Regions from separate parts of the Homo sapiens genome. Here region 1 is linked to region 2. The links are chromatin contacts, found by Hi-C in ENCODE. All regions are on one chromosome and are shown on one strand. The core of a region is the stretch at or near the end of the contact, and the rest is flanking DNA. Distances in the headings are between cores, read along the strand shown. Region 1 overlaps IGSF9B (immunoglobulin superfamily member 9B). Region 2 holds the start of RPUSD4 (RNA pseudouridine synthase D4).

Region 1 (4,532 bases), core at 2,033-4,532, 7.7 Mb after region 2:
CCTCCTTTGTGCTCCCAAAGCCATATGGCAGTAATCTCTGGATGTGACAGTCTCTTGAAGTCTCCTTAAGACCTAGGACAGGGTCATGCCTCCTGCTGTATTCCCAGAGCCTGCCACAGAGTGGATGTCCAAAACTATGTTTCGAATGGATAACTGCTGGTAGACTCACAAAACTACCAAAGTCCTCTACACCTTCCGGCCTGATATCCCTGCTACTAGATTTTCATCTGACTTTGTTTTTTTTCCTCTCGAGAAGGAGGATGGCCAGCATCTCACACATAATTACCCACATGTAATTAACACTCCAGACACTGTGCAAGATCCAGCATTTCACCTAGTCCTCACAGCAGCCCTGCAAATCATAGTCCCTGCTTTTTGTAACTGAGGAACCGGAAGTCCGACAGGTAAGTAACCTTGCCCAGAGCCACACAGCTAGTACACAGTGGGTTTATGAAACGAACCTCATCTTTTAAAGGTCTCGCTCCATGCTTATCCCACTCAAAGCAATTAGGAATTCCCAAAGAACCAACTCCCACTCGTGCAAACTAACACAGATACGCTCCAGAACATAAAATTGAAGTGAGATTCTACTTTCCAGTCATACGCACGTCCACTGAATGCCTGGTGTCTCAGATTCCTGAAATGAACACTGCCAATCAGGATGATGCAAAAGAACGGAGGCAGTGCCCCAAGATGGTTTCACCCTCCCATTCAGAATAGAGCACAGTCGAGAAGGGAAGCAATGCGGGGACCCTCAGCCTGGTGTTCATCAAGGCGAGGTTTTAGCGGCAGATTTGCCTTCCTAATTACACTTTGCTTGGGCTCCTGTTCCCTGCTCACGCAACAGCTGGCACCAAAAGGCGGTGACTCAAAAGCTTACCAGGTGGTCAGAACAATCCCCCCAAGATTTCAAATATGCTTCAATCAGTCTCTTGGGACTGATTGACAGGAGCCAGCCACCTCCCACAGGCAGGGCTGGGCTAGGCAGGCTGGACCCACACCAGCCTAGGGCCACCAGCTGTAAGGTTTCTTTTCTCAAAGCCAGTGATCTTGCTAAAATATAACATATTCCGTTCTTCCAGGGTCCTGGACAAGTTCTCAGACCCAAAAGGAACACAGGTCTGGCCCAGCCCCCCCAGGCAGGGCAGACAGAGCCACCCTTCGGAGCAGATAAAAACTGAGAGAAGCTTCCAAGCCAGGAACGTCAATTTCTCTATTCTAACCACAGCATCTATGGTCTCAAGGACCGTAAGCTGTATGTGGCACACCCAAGCACCCACGCTGTTGAAGCCTCAATAACTAGCACAGTATCTGCCACACAACGGTGGCTAGATACAAATTTTGTCATCAATGGAATAACGAAGGACACATTGTTAATTTTTTGGCCAAAAAACAAAACGAAATGTTTTTTAAAACCCGCTCCCCTCCCACGACGGGGACCACTTCTCCTTCATCTTTTCTCCATGGTTCCAGCCTTCTAGCTCCTCCAGAGTACCTCCTTCCAGGGACACAAAGAGGAGACTCTCCCTCCAGGGAGACCCCGAGGACCCAGCCTCTAGTGCTGTCACCGCTGGGGACTCAGGCCCCCAGCCTAGGCCAACTCCCAGAGCTCAGCAAGCTCTTGGGGCTTCCTTGCCCTTACCCAGATCCTTGAAAAGCATCTTATCCAGCACAAGGCATTTAACCTGAGCTGTAATAACTGACGCCCATTAAAACTGTGACGCTTCCCAGGATGCCTGCATTTTACTATGTGGTAAACCCCGCACAGGCAGGGACTGGGTGCAGGTCTGCTTGCCAGTGTTTATCCATCATCAGCTGCAGAGCTGGATACACACTACACCCTTGGTACATACTAATCAAACGAATACAGTTAAAGAGAACCAAAACATCGATCTAAAAAGAAAGACTAACTCTGGGACCCCAGGAACTCCACCAGAATTGGGGTAGCAGGGTCTTCCCAAGGCTGGGAAATAATCCCAGCGGTGACCCATTTTGCCACCTTAAAGCCTCAGCCCTCCTGGTTTGAAGTAGCAGCTTCCCATGTCCCTCTAAGGACTCTGACAGCACCACACATGCAGGGAGCTGCCGCTCCTGGGCACCTGCACTGCCTGCACAGGCTTCGAGAAGACAGCAGCGGGGACACTGCAGGAGTGAGCTGATGTCTCATGGGACCACAGCAACAAGGAGGGGGGCAGGGGGTGAGATGCAGTTGGGAGAAGGGCTTCCCCTGGGGCAGGCCCACCCCGGAAACAGCCCTCAGGCACCGTTGATGGTGAGGTGGACCCACCCTGGAAGCCGTCACTCACCGTTGATGGTGAGGTGGACCCAGCTGCCATTGTGGAAGGTGTCATACTGCTGGTCCAGCATGAGCACTTTGCACTCATACCAGCCCTGGTCCTCAGAGCGAACTTGTTCCAGCCGCAGAGATGCCTTATCATGAAGACTGGCCCGGCCTGGGGGAATAGAGCAGACAAAAGCCCCACAGGCCATCAGGTAAGGACAGCAGCTCCCCGCCCCCTGCCCCAGCTAAAGACAGGGGACTCATCATAATCTTCATACCATTCCCTATGGCAGGGCTCCAGAATAACAGCTGGCACCCACCTCCAGCAGCAGGTGGCAAAGGAAAGGGCATAGCACCTTGGCCACAGAGCCACTCTCCCGCCCCAGCTGGCCCTGCCCCAGCCTGCAAGGCAACTCAATGCACTTGGCATTGAGAGCAGCCTCAGTTCCCTAGAATACTCTCATTCTTTTGGAGGTCTCCTGAGACAAAAGTAAGGCATGATGGATACAGAGCTGTGAAGAGATGAAAGAGAGAATGAAAAAGTGCCAACAGAAGAGGATGGGTGGGGGGTCTCCAGCGCACCCGGGAGCACCTCCATTCAGGCTGAGCAATATCCCTATCCCAGCAGCATTTCCAGGACTACTGGCTCACCCAGCTTCCCTCTCTAGGGCAGAGGGAAGGCAGGCTGGGGTCCAGGATGCTAGGGTCCCCTCCCAGTCCTGCTGTCAGTGCCAGAGAGACTATGTATCCTACCAAAGCCCAGTGACCCCAGGAGATGAGGGCAGCAGGGCCCAGAAGCCTGAGAACAAGGAATGGGTTGGCCATCAGAGCAAACATCCTGGAGGCACCCTTCCTCAGCTCTAATCCCCTGCCCCAGTAGGATGCCATCTGTGTCTCACATGTGGCAATGAGGAGGCCAGAGGTGCAGAAGCCTCTTCCATGACGCCAGCAGGGTGGAGCAGCCCTCGAGGTCGGCCCACCTCACCCGCTCTTAGCTCACCCCTCACCGCAGCCAATATCACCACACCTCTGCTCTCCTCCTCGTCCTGATGCTGGCAATCTGCCTAAAAACTAGACTCTCAAAGCCAACCCTGGCCAAAAAGAGAGCATGAGACATGGGCACAGGAGCGAAAGAGGGACAGAGACGGAAGCATTCTGAGAAAGGCAGGGCAGACCTCAGAAGCCACCAGCAAAGATGAAAGTGAAGGCAGTGCCCTGCCTGCTTCCTCCCTTCCTTTCAACCCCAACAACGCTCGCTCAATGACACGCACACGCACGCACACACACACCCACGCCCTCCTCTCCCGCGGGCTGGGGGGCAGGCAGCGGCAGTGAGTCACGAGGCCTTTGCTGGCAGGAGTAACTGCCAAACAGGACACAGACGGGGCCAGGAGAAGGAGAGGACAGCATGACAAGGAGGCAGACACCAGGCACCTGCAAACGGTGGGAGGCCAAAGATTCATCCATACACTCAGGACGGGAAGGCGCCCCGACTTCAGAGCCAAGAGGAAAGGGGTGGGTGCGGCCAAGCAGGGAGAGCCGTGCTGGCCCAGGGCTGCCTGACTCAGTCTGCTGTCCTCTCCATCCCACTCTCCCACCCAGGCCTCTCCAGCTTCCCCTTTGGCTCCCAGCCCTCTCCACAGCCCAGGCGGTGCTGTTCAGAAGGCTTTACCCTGCCCCACCTCCACAGCCCTCTCCTCCCACCGCTTGATTAGAACCAACAGAGGACAAAGGATGGGAGGAACCAGGCAGAGACTGGGAAACAGAGATAAAGAGTGGTCAGGACAAGGCAGGGGCCAGAGGGGAACCACCGAGGAGCTGACTCCAGCTGGGGAAGGTGCGGGAGACCGGGTGCCCAGACCTTACCTGCATACTCAGGGTCCACGTGCGGCGGGTAGTAGCCAAACTTGATGAAGATAGGGATGGGGACCCCGAACTTGAACCACTCTACGACATAGGGTGGGGGCTGTCCCGTCACTGGGTGGATCACGTCGCATCGCAGGACCACGCTCTCCCCAGCTCTTGCCGTCACAAACTCGGGCTCCTCTCGCAGGCCGTGGGCGCCTGATGGGGACGGCCAGGTTGGACACAGAAAGGAGGTGACAAAGAGATCCTGCCCCAGCAGCCCCATGTCCGTGTCACAGGGTCACCCCGCCCCCCACCAGCTGCCCTCCATGGGCCACCGTACCCTCCCAGGAGGGTCCCAGGCACACCCTCCATCCCTCTCCCCCTCGCTGCTCATACCTCCCTC
Region 2 (5,049 bases), core at 388-2,887:
TCAGACATACTTTGAAAAACCATGAGGCCTTCGAGAAGCATTAAATAAGAGTGATTAGGAGGATAGACTTCGGGGTTAGACATTCCTGGGGTTCTACTCTACTCTTCTTACTAGCCATTTTTTTGACCTTGGACACATTACTTCTCTTTCCAACTTTGCTTTCTCGTTATAAAATGTAAATATCTGGAAAACAACTTCATTGGGGAATGGAAAGGCAAAAAACTGTTGCGAAAATAAAGAGAGAAAAAAATTATACAAACACTTGGTGATGTGATTTAATTCCTTGTCTTTGTGAACAACTATCTCCGTATCTCCCCAAAAAGCATTACCTTCTTCTAGCTAAAATGGGCCTTTTCCCTCTTTCACAAATGCATTTTTTAAATCAATCTTTCCTGATTCACTTCAGCTGTCCCTGACAACTACATGCAACATCTGTTGAAAGACATTTGAAGGTCCACTAAATTCCAGTCACTCTGGGGTTGTATGTTACATATACTCCAACATACATACACACACACACACACACACACACACACACCCCCTTTTTTCTTATGTATCATTTTCTCATTCCCAGTTCTGATGGAAGATAACCTTTAGTCTAGAACCACACAGCCTTTGTATATCTCTACAGCGATCCCTGTAGTCTGCACACAGCGTATTCTACGAATTGCTTACTGTCAGATGTTTAGAAAGGGAGGACTGTCTTATTTATTTATTTCTGTGTTCTCGGTGGTTCCTTATATTGGACGGTAGTTTACAAAAGTTTAATTAATTTGAATGCAAGGCTTTAGAGTGCACCACAAGTAACGTCTCAGTTTTCCTCGGTTGTAGCAGAAAGCAGCTGCAGGTTCCTCCACCTTTCCCGCGTGGTCCTTACCATGCACAGGGAGACCGTAGGGCTTATTGATGACCACAAGGTTCTTGTCCTGGTGGAGAATTCCTCGGGTCAGTGCCTTAGCAAGCACGTTGGGGTGGACTCGCTGCAGCTGCCGTGTGAACCGCACTATTTCTTGCACTCTCCGCTGAACAGCGTTTGTGGACACCTAGGGAGAAAGAAGGAGCCGTGGGGAATGCCTGGTGCGGAAGCCGTGGAGAAGACCTTCCATAAAGGTCTGGGTGAGAATCTGAGTAGGGAATGACTATCTTTGCATCAGACCCGCGCCGCCTTCGACTAATTTGAGAGCAGAGATACCCATCTGTCTAACCTGCGTACCGACGCAGTGGTTAGGACTGAGCCTGACAGTAGCCAAAGATCCAGCTCACGGGAAAACACCGTACCCTTACTGACCCCTCCCCTCCGCCTTCTCCCCATTCTCCCACCTTGCGTCCGGGCTATTGACTCACACGCTTTCACTCAGAGGACCCTCCTACCTACTCCCCGTCTGGGAAACCAATGAGCGCACTGCCTCTAGGGAGTTCTGGTCCCTTTGGACTCACCGGCTCCTTCTTTGTGTCTTGTTCCCGTTTCTGGGCTCGGAGCTTCTCCGCTAATCTCTGGGCATTTATGGCCGTAGAGGCAGCGGCAGCGGCACAAAATGGCTTTGAGACGAGAGTGAAGAGACTCCCGCAACCTTGGCCGTTTCCCCGGATCCAGGGGCCCGACGCGCTCCACCTGGGCGCCGCCATCTTACAAGGAAGGGCGGGGCGAGCCAAGACCACGTGGAGAAGGGCGACTACAATGAGGCGGGAGTGGGTGGGCCCTGCAGGTCACGTGGTGCGGGGTGGGGCCTGGGCGAGTCACGTGGGGACGGTGCGCGCTCAGTGCGGCTGCGCCGGCCGGTAGCTGCAGCTGGAGCAGTGGCGTTTGGAGGAGACTCGGTGAGTGTGTAGGGAAGCCGGGCTGGGGCTGGGAAATGCCGGTGCCTCAACGGTTTAACGTTTTCTGCGTCCCCGGGATTTCCGTTCAAGAAGAGCACTGGTCTGAGAAACGTTTCTCCTTTTGGTACACGATCCCACTCAAAAACTCCTCCCCGCCCCCGCGCCCCCTTAGGAGCGATGTCCCATAAACGCTCGCCCCAGAGCCCTCCTAGGCACCGACGCCGTCCCTCTTAGCCACTGAATCTCCGGTGATCCGCCAGTCCCCTGCGGGACGCGTCGGGGACCCTCTTGATCGGATGCCCGGATCTCTGTAGTCTCTCCACCCTTCATCTTCCAACTCCCAGCCTCTTTGTTTCGCGTTGTAACCTGTACCCTTCTCCTAAGGATGACGGCCCCTTCCCTTATCCAGGGCCCCCAGCACCTATTTCCTACTTAGGAAGCACTGTGAGTGTTTTTTCTGCCCTTCCTCAAGAATTCATTTCTTGGGGGTCTCCTCCCTACCTTCCCTACTCCTCCTAAAGAAAAAGCTGAAAGAACGGAGCACAGACCTTCACTTTTCCTGTTTCCTTTATTTTTCCTCTCCATAGTTTGCAACCACACCATACCTCCTCTCACGAGATGCGATGTTGGGATTCCCTTGCCCGAACTGCAGGCGACTCCCTCTGATTTCACTCAGGGGTGGCTGGGAAGATAAACATCTGTTTGGGATGGTAGTGTTAAAAATAACTTGGGATATACCTGCCATTTGTTAAGAGGAAAGCTTATGCTGAGTTCAGAAAGAATGTCCTGAAAACTAATGGATCTGTGACGATAGAAGGAACAATTTTTTAAGACTGCTTGGAATGAAGGCTGCCTGAGGAGTTATTAGAGAATAGGTAGTTGAATTAGATTTGGGTTCTACACCTCCTAAAGGGTTTGGCAGAAGGGAGCCGTACCAACAAGAAACAAAGTTGATCAGGTGGAGCTACTCATAGAAGACTCAAGTTGAAGAGTTTGAACTAGAGGTGATACGTAGTGAGGAGTCTTTGAAGCTTTTCGAGTAGGGCAGAGAGACTCCTTGAAAGTGGAATTCTGGAAATGAATCTGGCAGTTGAATGCAGGACAGATGGGGAAGGAAAGGGTTTGATAGTGGGGAAGGAAAGGGTTTGATAGTAGGAAAACTAGTTACAATCTAGGTGGTCAGTGATGAGGTCTGGTCTTTTCCCCCTACACTGTAACTCCTTTGAGTTTGAATTAATTGAGTTATGCAGGTCAAGGCGTACTCTTGGCAGCTGCTGTTGATCTGTGAGTCCCTGGAAGAATTTTTTTTTTTAATCCACTCACCTGGCACATAGTAAACTCGATATCTGTTAGATGGCTGAAGTGCATCATAAATGTATGCTAGGTGTGTCTGAACATTTTGAATTGTCTTATTTCTGTCAATGTTTGGCCTGAAGAATGAAGGTAGAGGAAGATGTATTTGTAAAGTGGGAAAGAAGCAAGGCTTGTGTACGTTTCTCTTATAAGGCAGGTGTAAATGCAGATCCAGATACAAATGCAAAGATTTCCAAGGGAGATTGGGAAACATCTGTTTCTCCTGTTCCCCACCCACCCCCTGCAAATTTACCAGTAAGACAGAGGTCTATAAAAGTTGAGAAATTCCACCCTAAAAGAATTATTACCTTCCATGCTCCAGACCTAGGTTCTAATTTCACTTGAACATCACATATTACTTAGATACTTGAAGCTCAATTTTCCAAGGACCCTGAAGTTTTGACATCGGGACTTAAATTCATATCATTACATTAATTAAAAACTTGTTTTGGGTACAGGACTTTTATGGTTTTGTGTCGGGGATGGGAGAGGCTGTTTCTACCCTAACCTTATGGCATTCAAGAAACTACACCTGTTCTTGCAGAGTTGGCCTTCTGTGGCGGGAAACAAAATGAAGAACCAACTCAAATGTCATTGCTAGTGACACAGAGCTTATGCTCTAGGGTTTCAGGTTAACTCAAAGCACACACTTAGTGACTTAAGAATAAAAATATTGGTCCCTTTTTTCTGGAGAAGGAACTTTTAGGTTTGTCTTGTTGAAACTTTGTAGAGAAATTTAAAGAATTCAAAGTTTTTGTTTGGTATGACAGTGCAGCTTTAGCCAGTATGGGTACATAAGTTATGACATCCTTAATGTTTCTCCGGTGAGTCTAGGCACTTGGTGATTTAAAGTAGAGTTGTTCTCAGTATAAAGAATTTATGTGGCCGGGCGCGGTGGCCCACGCCTGTAATCCCAGCACTTTGGGAGGCTGAGGCGGGCAGATCACGAGGTCAGGAGATCGAGACCATCCTGGCTAACATGGTGAAACCCCCGTCTCTACTAAAAATACAAAAAAAAAATTAGCCAGGCGCGGTGGCAGGCGCCTGTAATCCCAGCTACTCGGGAGGCTGAGGCGGGAGAATGGCGTGAACCCGGGAGGCGGAGCTTGCAGTGAGCCGAGATCGCATCACTGCACTCCAGTCTGGGCAACACAGCAAGACTCCATCTCAAAAAAAAAAAAAAGAATTTATGCAAATGTCATGTCTTTTTTTTTTTTTTTTTTCCAATTTTCAAAGAGCAATAATCACCCCTCAGATAAACCTCATTGGCTGCAATACTGCCACTGCAAAAAACTCTTTTGTTTCTGTTTTTTTTTTTTGTTTTTTTTTTGTTTTTTTTTTTTTACCTCTATATTGCCTCCTCCCTGTTCCTCATTCAGCTGGTCCTTTTTTAGGCAGTTCACTTTTCCACTTCTGCGCCAATGTCACAGTCCATTTGTTGGGAACTCCTCTTGTCTAAATGTTTTCTTAGAACAAGGAAGGAAATTCTATTAGTGATTTCTTCATTCTTGCAGACTACGGCTCTGTTCAAACATGACTTATTTACATTGATTTTGATATATCATAATATGTGCCCCTAAAGTAACCATATAAAGAAGAACTTGATAGTTTCTTTTTAAAGATATTTCCTAGTCTATTCAGGAACAAAAAGGCTGCATTAGTATTTCGCAAATATAAACAAACAAGGACTAACTAATAAAGGAACTTGCGTTTATCACAAATTTAAGGTTAATTAGTGGTATAAAGTTAAGTTACGCCTCCTCAAACTGTGATTTGCTAGTTGCAGATTAACCAGCGATTCCATTTCCTTGAAGAGCAGGAAGTACTTGGACATTGTTTTATGGTTTTAGAGAGATTAAAGGAGGCAATTAGCAGGAA

What was found. Hi-C counts contacts between places; a loop is a spot of excess contacts on that map. Pooled maps may share reads with other maps.
Region 1: a loop to region 2 is called in a pooled map, with 9 times the contacts of the local background. The contact joins the enhancer-like site here to the promoter of RPUSD4 in region 2. A Hi-C loop is called at or near these places in 3 of 50 pooled maps.

The regions. Positions count from the first base shown.
Region 1 is chr11:133,941,914-133,946,445 of GRCh38, forward strand. IGSF9B (immunoglobulin superfamily member 9B) reads right to left here. Exons shown (of 20, transcript NM_001277285.4): 2 at 4,148-4,345; 3 at 2,307-2,453. Among named protein-coding and RNA genes, the nearest start is that of IGSF9B, 13 kb to the right of the region's middle. RefSeq lists an enhancer at 3,096-3,824. Within about 2 kb of position 3,283, at least 11 of the 41 ENCODE cell types and tissues checked have a DNase peak (open chromatin) inside an H3K27ac peak, as active enhancers do.
Region 2 is chr11:126,210,013-126,215,061 of GRCh38, forward strand. It overlaps RPUSD4 (RNA pseudouridine synthase D4), which reads right to left and starts at 1,638. Exons shown (of 7, transcript NM_032795.3): 1 at 1,438-1,638; 2 at 878-1,043. The coding sequence starts at 1,626. FAM118B (family with sequence similarity 118 member B) reads left to right here and starts at 1,770. Exons shown (of 9, transcript NM_024556.4): 1 at 1,770-1,818. It also overlaps the pseudogene RNU4-86P. RefSeq lists an enhancer at 1,423-1,652.